2 separate regions of the Homo sapiens genome follow, and region 2 is linked to region 1. A link is a contact called in ENCODE Hi-C or POLR2A ChIA-PET data. All regions are on one chromosome and are shown on one strand. Each heading gives the region's core, a stretch centred on a gene start or an enhancer-like site at or near the end of the contact. The rest is flanking DNA. Distances are from core to core; before and after follow the strand shown. Region 1 overlaps NRTN (neurturin). Region 2 holds the start of TNFSF9 (TNF superfamily member 9).

Region 1 (5,919 bases), core at 1,475-3,974:
GTAATCCCAGCACTTTGGGAGGCCGAGGCAGGCGGATCACAAGGTCAGGAGATCGAGACCATCCTGGCCAATATGGTGAAACCCGTCTCTACTAAAAATACAAAAATTTGCCGGGCGTGGTGGTGCATGCCTGTAATCCCAGCTACTTGGGAAGCTGAGGCAGGAGAATCGCTTGAACCAGAGAGTCGGAGGTTGCAGTAAGCCGAGATCGCGCCACTGCACTCCAGCCTGGCGACAGAGCGAGACTCTGTCTCAAAAAAAAAAAAAAAAAAAAAAAAAATTAGCTGGGTGCGGTGGCCGGTGCCTGTAATCCCAGCTACCCAGGTGGCTGAGACACAAGAATCGCTTGAACCCAGGAGGCAGATGTTGTAGGGAGCCATGATCGCACCACTGCACTCCAACCTGGGCGACACAGTGAGACTGTCTCAAGAAAAAAAAAAAAAGGGGGGAGTGTCCCTTTCTGAGTGTGCAATTCTGTGTGGAAGGTGACTGTGTAGGATCATGGGTCCTGCCTGCTGAGCCCTTATGGGTGGTGATCTCTGTGTCTTGTGAGTGTGCTTGTGTGTGTGTGTGAGAGAGACCCTCATCCGGTGTGCCGATGCGCTGATGACAACCGCAGCCCCAGGGAACTGCAGGGGCTTCTCGGTTTATTTATGTTCCAATTCCCTGGTGGGCTGGGCCCGCGCCCTGTGGTTGGGACGCTGGATCTGGGTGGGAGACAGGAAGGCCGAGGTCCGGGAGGCCCCGGAGGGTGGGCAACACTCACACACACATGCACACTGTGGCAGGGGAGCTTCGGGGGGGCGGCAGACCCCTGATGGTCAGCTTTCTCGCTGTGTGTCCTGGGCTGAACAACACTCCTCTCTGAGGCCAGGCCATCTAGGATGGGGAAACTGAGGCTCGGAGTAAGCGTCACTTGGGCTTCCGCAGCGTCTGGGAACTCCGGCCTCTCTGCGGAGGCCGGGCTGAGTCGGCCCAAAGGGTGGAGGAATCCACCACCTTAAACCTCAGAGTCAGAAGACTGCGGGGGTAGGCGGGGACCCCAGCCAGCGGCAGCCCTGAAACTGCTTCCCAAGCAGATCACCCGCCTGGCCGCCAAGCCCTGCTCTCAGGGCTCCCTGGAAGTCCTGCTGATTAGCCGCCTTGAGTGTCTCCAGCTGTAGCTGTGGGTCCCCGGGAGCCAGGGGCTAGGGATGTTCCTTCATGGCTGGGTGATTCTCCCTGGGGGCGGTTTCCGATCTGCGCCCTCCAGCTTTGCGGGGGGTGGGGGGATGCGGGCTGAGCCTGGGAAGGGACACTGTGGTTAGAGGGTGGTCCTAAGGGCAGACGTGTGGGAAGGAGGGGAGGGGGCCCAGCTAAGGAGAAGGGTTGTAGCCTTGGGAACCCCCAGTCTGAGGGGCAGGAGGGGAGGAGTCTCGCCTCGCCGGTGCCTGCTCTGGGCTCGCAGTGCCCGCCCCTTCCCCGCCCCTCAGACCGACCGTGGGACCCGCCGACCCCTCCCGCGCTCTGGCAACCCAACACCCGAGGCCTGCCAAGCATCAAGGTGACACCGTGGGGAAATCTAAACACCGAGCCGGGCTTTTTCCATACTCCGCAGGGGCTCGTCGTAAATCCCCCCCGTGGAGGCCCGGCCAGGGCTTTTATGGGCCGAGGACCCAGGTCTCTGGGGACCCAGCTCTACACCAGCAGGCGCCGGCTTCGGGCTGGATGGGGCTGGCGCCCGCCCCAGGCCTCTCCCCGCCGGGAGGTGGGCAGCGTGCGGGTATTTTTAGTAGCTGGTGGAAGGAGATAGTGGCTTTCAGCTCACCCTGGTGGGCGAAGACCGGCCCGAGGAGGCCGTCGGATAAGGGAGGCCCAGGTCCACCTGGACCTCACTCTCCTCACCCCCAGAGTGGCTCCCCCTTCCTAGAAACCCACATAGCGGGATCAGTGCGGACAGGGAGACGCTGGGGAACTGATTCCACCTGGATCTCAGGCTCCTCACCCACAGTGTCTCCCCCTTTCCCCCTCTCCAGAAGTCCACACAGCAGAGAGGTGCAGTCAGGAACAAGCTGGGGAAACTGGGTCCACCTAGACCTCAGTCTCTTCATCCCAGAAGCGAGAGGTGCAGTCAGCGACAATCTGGGGAAACTGGGCCCACCTAGACTTCAGTGTCTTCATCCCAGAAGCCCGCACCGCGGAGAGGTGCGGAAGGGAACAAGCTGGGGAAACGGGGTCCACCTAGACCTCGGTCTCTTCATCCGAGCGTAGCTTCCCTTTCCCCTCCCCAGAAGCCCACACAGCGAAGAGGTGCGGACCGGAACACGCTCGGGACGGGCAGAGGGACCCGTAGGGAGGCAGGAAGGACGGTCCCTGCCAACATAGCCCCATTCACCCCATTTTCCTTTTTGTCCGCCATAAACTGGACCCACTTTGCATCTACCCTTCCCCCAAAGCAAACAGCATCCTCCCACTACCCTGCAGCTGGGCCCCCCCCACTGGTCCCCGCTTTCCCGGTGGAGACGGCGACGTGGCCCACACGCGAGCCCCTCGCCGAGGATGAATCACCAGCCAGCTCGAGTTGCCACACTTTATCTCAGTACAGTTATCGCGAGAGTCCCGGGGCCGCGCCGGCGTGCTCTACGCACGCGCAGTCTTTCGCGGGGCCGGCCAGTGGTGCCGTCGAGGCGGGGGGAGTGGCCGCCGCGCCGGCCGAGTGAGGTAGGGTCACACGCAGGCGCACTCGCGCGCCGACAGCTCGTGCACCGTGTGGTAGCGGCTGTGCGCGTCCAGGAAGGACACCTCGTCCTCGTAGGCCGTCGGGCGGCAGCAGGGCTGCGCGCGCACCCGCTCCCGCCGCAGGCGCCGCCGCTGGCGCAGTCGTCGCAGCCCGAGGTCGTAGACGCGCGCGGCAGCCTCGCAGGCGCCTGCGCAGTAGCGGAACAGCACCGTCTCGTCGGACGCGTAGCCCAGGCCCAGCTCGCTCACGCGCACCTCCAGCTCGCGCAGCCCGCAAGGCCGCGCCCCCAACCGCGCACGCGCGCGCCGCCGCCGGGGCCCCGCCCGACGGCGCGGACCTGGGGGCCGCCCAGCCCAGGGCGTCAGCTCGCGCAGCTCCATCGCATCCGGGGCCCCCTGCAGGAGTGCACGGTCTGCGAGGGGAGGAAGAGAAAGGAGGGGGGGTCAGTGGGTGCAGGGGGTGGGAGGGAGCCCCCTACCCTCTCTGTACCCCTGCAAACGAAGACCCTTGCTGGGACGCCAGGCCTAGACGGCTTCTCGTCTCACTCCCAGGTCCCAAATTTCCCCACCCTCTTGCTGAGCTGCTCATGCACCCTCTCTGGGCGGCACTGGGGGGCACGTACACACTCACACCCCTACGCTGGTCCAAAACCCCTTTCTGAACCCTGAGCCTATATTGGCTGCCCAGAACCTGGTCCATCCTTTCTGGGCCGCTTTCCAGCCCGTCTCACCTTGAGCTGAGCTGACCGGGGTCTCTAACTCACCTCCTCTGGGCCCCTCTCTCACCCCATTGCTGCTCCATTCTCCTCGTCCTCCATCGCAAATCTATCTGGACCCCGCCCCTATGCTGGGCTGCCCCAGGACACTGGTGCATCCTCTCTGGGCAGCACTGGGGGGCTGCTTCCCATGCCCTATCCCTCTTTAGTGAGGTTGTCATAGGTCTCTAGAGCCCCCTCTTCAGGCCCCGACGTCTGCTCTGAGGCCCCGGGCTTTTCAGACTCCCTCCATCCCCACTGCCCCGCTGTGCAGTGGAGCCTCAGTTTCCCTATCCAAGAAATGAATCGGGGTGTTTGGGTTTCTCAGAATGCAGAGGAGCAGCAGGTACCGCAGCCTACTGCATCCGAAGCCTGTGTGGGGACCCCACTCCATGGAGTGGCAGCAGCTACTGTCAAGGCCACCCCCATGTGACAGGTGACAAAACGGACCATCCCAAGGTCACATCATTAGCAGGTGGCCGAGAGAGAGCGACAGAGGCGGGCTTAAAGGTCATTCTTCCTGCCTTCATCGTTCACCCAAGTTTGGCCCAGGTCCAGCCGCTTTCTCCCACACTCGCCAGGAGGTGCCCAAGTCACCGATTCCCAGGGCCTGGCAGCCTAAATTTATTACCCAAGCGGTGGCTCCACCCCCAAACTCGGAAGCCCCGGGAGAGAACTGCAGACGCTGGAATGACAGGCAGCGCTGCTGGCGGACCTGCAGGCAGGGGACTCCCAGCCCCAGAGCAGGTGGCAGTCACGCTTGTGGTTGGGAGAGGAAATCTTTAGTCCCCACCTGCCCCCCGGGCTGGTGCACCTGGCTGTCAAAAGAATGAGCCTCTGGGTGGCCCTGGGGAAGGAGGGGCTGTCTGTCTCCTGGGGTTTGGTGGGGGAGGAGATGTCTGTTCCCACAGGGGGTCTCAGAAACGAGACAAACCCAGCCTCAGAGCATGACTCTGCCACTTTCGCCACTTGCAACCTCAGGCCTCAGTTTCCCTGTCTGTCCCATGAAGCTTCCATGATCTCTGTCTTGGCCGGGGCTGAGAGGGTGGGAAATCGGTGCGGGGGGTGGGCGATGACTGAGCAACCTAGTCCGTGTTCTTTAAGCCCCGGAGCAGGACTGGAGTGGCCAGGACTGTGCTGGGGGGTTAGGGGGCACACCCAACCCCAGAGGGGTGCATCGAAGCAGACATTTGTGGGCTTGCCCGATACAATACAGGTGCCCGGCTAAATCTGAATTCCATATAAACAATGAATAATCTTTTTTTTTTTTTTGAGACGGAGTCTCGCTCTGTCGCCCAGGCTGGAGTGCAGTGGCGCGATCTCGGCTCACTGCAAGCTCCGCCTCCCGGGTTCACGCCATTCTCCCGCCTCAGCCTCCCGAGTAGCTGGGACTACAGGCGCCCGCCACCACGCCCGGCTAATTTTTTTGTAATTTTAGTAGAGACAGGGTTTCACAGTGTTAGCCAGAATGGTCTCCATCTCCTGACCTCGTGATCCGCCCACCTCGGCCTCCCAAAGTGCTGGGATCACAGGCGTGAGCCACCGCACCTGGCAACAATGAATCATCTTTTAGGATGTCTGTCCCTGCCTCCCTGCAGCGGGGCTGGCTGCTTGCACAGGGGCTAGAACACAAGGTCCCCAGCCTGAAATTCCACCAGGAGCCTAGAACATGGGGACTTGGGGAGTCAGTGGCCACTCGCTTTTTGCAGTAGGGCAGACAGGCACCCGCCCATGGGCCCTGACCCTCCGCAGTGCCTGAAATTCCTCCATTCGTGCTTTGCCCCCCGCACCCCAAGTCCTGGAGCACTGGATTTTGGGGGTCCCGCCCGGGTCTCTGTCCCAGAGTCCTAGGAAGGACTTCACGCCGCTTGCAGAGAGGGAAGTGGTGGGAGGACAGAAGTGGAGCTCGTGCTGGAGGCCACCCTTGTGCATTGTAAGGACAAGAAAAGAGGATTGTGTGGGCTGGCAGGGGCGGGCGCAGACGCGCACATGGGCGTACTCGTGGCCCACACCCAAAGGCGCTGCACACGCACCCTGCCGGCATCCACGCCTCAGATGCCCGCGCAGGCGCACGCATGGACATGTGCGTGGGCACAGGGGTCAGGGCCCACGCACCACCCTCACCCCACAGCACCTGCGGTGGGGCAGGCATTAGGGATTGGTGGGGAGTTGGGCGAGGGTCTTGCCCTCAGGGTGGGCATTTCTGTGTCCCTATAGCAGCACTTTTGCCCGTGTCTGTGCCCCCAGCCCCGTCTCTCCTCTCTCCACCCCTCCTCACCCCTTCGAATCTCTGGGCCTTTCTTCCGGTTTTTAGCTCCTGCTCCATCTCCCGCCTCCCCTTGGTCCCTGTCCCCTGGGGCAGGTCACTGGGACCTCAGATCCAGCCTCTCTCTCCTCCCACCGCCCCCCCTGCTGCGCCGCGGGGGCCAACCAGGCGAATGCCCAG
Region 2 (5,919 bases), core at 1,995-4,494, 700 kb before region 1:
GAGCAGCAGCAGCAGCAGCAGCCCCGCGACCAGGGCCCAAGGCAGTACGCGGCAGGCGCGAGCGCGGGGCGCGGGAGGCCACGGGGCTTCGGGGTCCAGTGAAGCGTCAGAGGCGTATTCCATGACGAGAGACTGCGGGAAGACACAGCGCGCCGCTTTTTATAGCTGCTTGGCTACAAAAGGAGGCCACGCCCCTCCGCCCGCGGCCACGCCCCTCCGCCCGCGGCCACGCCCCTTCCCAGCCCAGAGCCTTTCCCCTCGTCCCCGTGACTCTGCGGAATTTTCTCCACTCGGATCTCTCTCCGCTTTTCGCTCTCCTTTCCGTTTCCGGCCTTCCAAGCTCGGCTCCAGGTTCCTTTCTCCCTGCTGTCTCTCCATCGCCCTGGTTCTCCCTCTCTGCCGCTCTTTCCCGGTATCTCTGTGGGTCTCTTGCTGACTCAGTCTCCTTTGCTCTCTGTGTCTCCCCGTTAACGTCTTTCTCTGTCTCTGTTGATTGCCTCTGCAGTGGGTGGAAAGAGATCTTTCTCTCTCTCTGCCAATTTATGTCTATGCGTGCCTCTGTGCCTGTATTATCTCTGTCTCTGTCTCTCTCTATCTCTGTCTCTAATTCTCTCTCCCTGTCTCTGGCTCTGTTATCTCTGTCTCTGTATCTCTCTGTCTAACTCTGTCTCTGGCTGTTATCTCTGTCTCTCATTGTATCTCTCTCTGACTCTCTCTCCCTGTCTCTGGCTCTGTTATCACTGGCTCTGTCTCTCTATCTGTCTTCTCTCTCTCTGCCTCTGACTCTCTCTCCCCATGTCTGGCTCTGTTATCTCTGTCTATATATCTCTCTCTGTCTCTGACTCTCTCTCCCTATCTCTGGCTCCGTTATCTCTGTCTCTGTATCTGTCTCTGGCTCTGTTATCTCTGTCTCTCTATCTCTGTCTCTGACTGTCTCTGGCTCTGTTATCTTTCTCCCTCTCTCTGCTTCTGTTATCTCTGTCGCTGTCTCTGGCTGTGACTCTCTCTCTCTGTCTCTGTGTCTGGCTCTCTCTGTCTCTGTCTCTGACTCTGTCTCTGGCTCTGTTATCTCTGTCTCTATGTCTCTGTCTCTGTGTCTCTCTCCCTGTCTCTGGCTCTTTTATCTATGTCTGTCTGTCTCTTTCTCTCTGTCTCTGACTCTCCCTATCTCTGGCTCTGTTATCTCTGTGTCTGTCTCTCTGTCTCTGACACTCTCTCCCTGTCTCTGGCTCTGCTATCTCTGTCTCTGTATCTCTCTTTGTCTCTGCCTCTCCCTGTCTCTGGCTCTTTTATCTATGTCTGTCTTGTGTCTCTTTCTCTCTGTCTCTGACTCTCCCTATCTCTGGCTCTGTTATCTCTGTGTCTGTCTCTGTCTCTGACACTCTCTCCCTGTCTCTGGCTCTGTTATCTCTGTCTCTGTCTCTCTGTCTCTGGCTCTGTTATCTCTGTCTCTGTATCTCTCTTTGTCTCTGCCTCTCCCTGTCTCTGGCTCTTTTATCTGTGTCAGTCTGTGTGTTTCTTTCTCTCTGTCTCTGACTCTCCCTATCTCTGGCTCCGTTATCTCTGTCTCTCTCCATCTCTGACTCCCTCTCTTTATGCATCTCTGTGTCTCTCCCTGTCTCTGTATGTCTCTGGCTCTCACTCTTTCTGTCTCTCTCCCTGTTTCTCTCTGTCTCTGATTCCCTCTGTCTCTCTCTGACTCTCTGTCTCTCCCTGTCTCTCTCCTTTTCCTTCTTTAGTCTCTCTTTGTCTCCTTCCCCTCCTCTCAGCACCCCCTAGCCCCCCATCACTAGGACTCCCCCGGGTTCCCCCACATCCAGCACTTCCTAAGAAGGGTCAGGCTTCAGCCAAGCCTCAACCACCCTCACTCCTGGAGCATCTGCCCCCTGATCCCCAACCCCCCAGTGGAACCCTGAGTGTCATGCTCAGCCCTCCTGGCCACCTTCCCCGGGACCCCTGGGCCTTCCCTGGCCTGCCCCCACCCACCCACTGGATGGTTCCCGGCAGGAGCCCCTCGGGACCCTACAAGCAGAAGCTCGGAGAGTCCAGGTGGAGAAATTCCCCTTGCAAGAAAGGGACAGTGTTGAGCGAGTTGGAGGAAACACATTTCCCATCTGCTCTGGCCTGCTGGAGGCGGCCAATCCGGGGCTGGGAGGATGGGCCAAGAAGCGGTGAAAACTTGGCCCCAAAAGAGGAAGCACTCCCAGATGGAGAGGGACGTGACCCGGGGAAAGCCCTTGGCTGGTGTTGAAGTCCTGGTCTGCCCAGACCAGTGTGGGTCCACAATGGCCAACTCCCTTCCCATCTCCCAGCCCCATGGGAGATGGGAGGGTAGACCACGCCTTTCATCCCTCTGCTAGCAGAAGTCAACAGCCCATAAAATAAAGGGACTTTTGTTTTGCTTTCAGATACAAGGTCTTGCTCTGTCGCCCAAGCTGGAGTGCAGTGGCACGATCATAGCCCACTGCAGCCTCCAATCCTGGGTTCAAGCCATCCTCCTGTCTTAGACTCCTGAATAGCTGGAACTACAGGCACATACCACCATGCCTACCAATTTTTTTTTTTAATTTTTTACTTTTTATAGAGACAGGGTCTTGCTATGTTGCTCAGCTGGTCTCAAACTCCTGGACTCAAGCAATGCTCCTGTCTTGGCCTCTCAGCACTGTGATGCCAGTCATGCGTTACCGTGCCCAGTCATAAGGTAGACTTCTCATTCAACAGAACAAGTATCTTCCAGGTCAGCACTGTGTCTGATCCTGTATTGGGCCTCCCTGGGGGATTGCAGAGAAAACAGTAATGTTACTGGCTAGTGTTGAAGGAGCATTACCAAATGCTAAACACTTCCTATATACGGTTTGGGTACTCCACGTGTGAGGCCCGACCCAGCAACAGGGCCACTATCAATTAGCTATGCAAATTCTAGCACCCCGCCTAAACCTCCGGAAACTCTCAGAGGGGGTGTCCTCCAGAAGATTCCGACGGCCCCGCAAGTTTGAGAATGCCACTTGTGCCCACGTTTTTCCTTCGCATCTGCTATTCCTCGGCCTGGAACATTCTTTCCCCAGAACCGCAACTGCCAGACACTTTCTCACCACTCATGTCTCCCTTTACACCATCCCTTCCGGGTCAAGATGACAAACTGAACCAGCCTCTGTTTTCACTGTCTCCTGAAACTTCACTGTAGTCACACTTGAGCAATTGTTCGTAAACCAAAAAAAAAAAATTACAAGCCAGCAGAACGGAAAGGTGAGTTTCCTTAGATTTCCACCACCCCTAAGACCTACTCGTTGGTGAATCCCCTCAACTATGAATAATGTGGTGGATGGCGGCTAAAATACAGAAGTTTGCCATAGATAAATTTGCAGAAGAAGGCCGGGCGCAGTGGCTCACGCCTGTAATCCCAGCACTCTGGGAGGCTGAGGCAGGTGGATCACCTGAGGTCAGGAGTTCAAGACCAGCCTGACTAACATGGTGAACCCCATCTCTACTAAAAATACTAAAATTAGCCAGGCGTGATGGCAGATGCCTATAATCCCAGTTACTCGGGAGGTTGAGGCAAGAGAATCCTTGAACCCGGGAGGCGGAGGTTGCAGTGAGCCGAGATCGTGCCACTGCACTCCAGCCTGGGTGACAAAGTGAGACTCTATCTCAAAAAAAAAAAAAAATTGCAGAAGGGACACCAACTCCTCTCCACTTTCCATAAGAGAGAATCAGAGAAGCAATTTTTTGTTTTAAGATAGGTTCTCAGCCCAGCATGGTGGCTCACGTCTGTAATCCCAGCACTTTGGGAGGCTGAGGCGGGTGGATCACTTAAGTTCAGGAGTTCAAAACCAGCCTGGGCAACATGGTGAAGCCCTGTCTCTACTAAAAAAAAAAAAACTACAAAAATTAGCTGGGCATGGTGGCACTAGCTTGTAGTTCCAGCTACTTGGGAGGCTGAGGCGGGAGGATCACTTGAATCTGGGAGGTGGAGGTCACAGTGAGCCAAGATTGTACCACTGCACTCCAGCCTGGGTGACAGAGCAAGACTCCGTCTCAAAAAAAAAAAAAATAGACAGCATCTCACTCTGTTGCCCAGGCTGGAGTGCAGTGGTGTCATCGTGGTTCATTGCAACCTCAAACTCCTGGGCTTAAGTGACTCTCCCACCTCAGACTCCCCAAAGTGCTGGGACTACAGGTATGAGCCACCTCACCTGGCCCTTTCTAAGTAATTTTTATTTTTTTGAGGCAGGATTTCACACTGTCACCGAGGCTGGAGTGCAGTGGGTAATGACAGCTTACAGCAACCTCAACCGCCAGGCTCAAGCAATCCTCTCACCTCAGCTTCCCCAGTAGCTAGGACTATAGGTGCGCACCACAATGCTCAGCTAATTTAGTATTATTTGAAGAGATGGGGTTTCACCATATTGCCCAGTCCACCTCCTTGGCTCAAGTGATCCGCTCATCTCGACCTCACAAAGTGCTGGGATTATAGGCGTGAGCTACCTCGGTGGGCTGCTGAGTCGCCAGGTCCTTTTTCATTCTTATTTTTTATTTTATTTTATTGCATTTTTTCCTAAGTGAATGCACACAGGATATTTTATTTTATATGTTAATTGAGACGGAGTCTCTCCATGTTGCCCTGGCTGGTCTCTAACTCCTGGGCTGAATGGGTCCTCCTGCCCTGGCCTCCGAAAGTACTGGGATTACAGGTGTGAGCCACGGCGTGCAGCCTTTTTTTTTTTTTTTTTTTTTTCCCTTAAGAGAAAGGAATGGCCGGGGCGGTGGCTCAAACCTGTAATCCCAGCACTTTGGGAGGCCAAGGCAGGTGGATCACAAGGTCAAGAGATCGAGACCATCCTGGCCAACATGGTGAAACCCGTCTCTACTAAAAATACAAAAAATTACATGGGCGTGGTGGTGCGCACTGTAGTCCCAGCCACTCGGGAGGCTGAAGCAGGAGAATCGCTGGAACCCAGGAGGCGGAGATTGCAGTAAGCCGAGATCACCCCACTGCACTCCAGCCTGGCGACAGAGCAAGACTCCGTTTCCAAAAAAAAAAAAAAAAAAAAAAAGCAGAAAGGAAAACGGGCTGGGCGCGGTGGCTCACACCTGTCATCCCAGCACTTTGGGAGGCGGAGGTGAGTGAATCACCTGAGGTTAGGAGTTCAAGACCAGCCTGGCCAACATGGTGAAACCCCGCCTCTACTAAAAATACAAAAAAAAGTTAGCCAGCATGGTGGCACATACCTGTAATCCCAGCTACTCAGGAGGCTGAGGCAGGAGAATTGCTTGAACCCGGGAGGCAGAGGTTGCAGTGAGCCAAGATCGCACCTTTGCACTCCAACCTGGGCGACAAGAGTGAAACTCCATCTCAAAAAAAAAGCAAAAAAAAAAAAAAAAAAAAAGAGAGAGAAAGGAAAATGGCAGGGTTTCTGGAAAGAGAAAAAAAAATGGCAGGTAGTGGGAAACAGGAGTGTTCATTGAACCTGGAATGTGAATGTTGAAATTAAGACACACACATGCCCTCAGCGCTTGCCTCTACTCCCTCCACATCCAGGATCCAGAAGATGCATAGGTAGAAGGTCGCTCTCCAAGGAAGCTGACCAACCAGGAATAAAGATTTTTTTTTTTCTTGAGACAGTTTTGCTCCGTCATCCAGGCCAGAGTGCAGTGGCACCATCTCGGCTCACTGCAACCTCTGCCTCCTTTTAGTAGAGACAAGGTTTCTCCATGTTGGCCAGGCTGGTCTTGAACTCCTAACCTCAAGTGATCCACCCGCCTCAGCCTCCCAGAATGCTGGGATTACACACATGAGCCACTGCACCAGGCCAGGAATAAAGATTTAAAGATACTGATGTCGCTGAGCATGGTGCCTCATGCCTGTATTCCCAGCTACTCAAGAAGCTGAGGTGGGAGGACTGCTTGAGCCCAGGAGGT

Evidence for each region. Hi-C counts contacts between places; a loop is a spot of excess contacts on that map. ChIA-PET counts read pairs that join two places held with the same protein, here RNA polymerase II (POLR2A). Pooled maps may share reads with other maps.
Region 2: a pooled map shows a loop between it and region 1 (7-fold over the local background). The contact joins two enhancer-like sites. A Hi-C loop is called at or near these places in 1 of 50 pooled maps. POLR2A ChIA-PET finds 5 or more read pairs at or near these places in 2 of 52 experiments (H1 and activated naive CD8-positive, alpha-beta T cell).

What each region holds. Positions count from the first base shown.
Region 1 is chr19:5,824,961-5,830,879 of GRCh38, reverse strand. NRTN (neurturin) reads right to left here. Exons shown (of 3, transcript NM_004558.5): 3 at 2,556-3,131. The coding sequence ends at 2,707. It overlaps FUT6 (fucosyltransferase 6), which reads left to right. Exons shown (of 3, transcript NM_000150.4): 3 at 1-472. Among named protein-coding and RNA genes, the nearest start is that of FUT6, 12 kb to the left of the region's middle. RefSeq lists silencers at 1,770-1,819, 2,520-2,849, 3,020-3,089, 3,888-4,182 and an enhancer at 2,457-3,145. Within about 2 kb of position 2,724, at least 30 of the 41 ENCODE cell types and tissues checked have a DNase peak (open chromatin) inside an H3K27ac peak, as active enhancers do.
Region 2 is chr19:6,525,241-6,531,159 of GRCh38, reverse strand. TNFSF9 (TNF superfamily member 9) reads right to left here and starts at 134. Exons shown (of 3, transcript NM_003811.4): 1 at 1-134. The coding sequence starts at 123. RefSeq lists a silencer at 77-306 and enhancers at 2,227-2,486, 2,917-3,146. Within about 2 kb of position 3,244, at least 2 of the 41 ENCODE cell types and tissues checked have a DNase peak (open chromatin) inside an H3K27ac peak, as active enhancers do.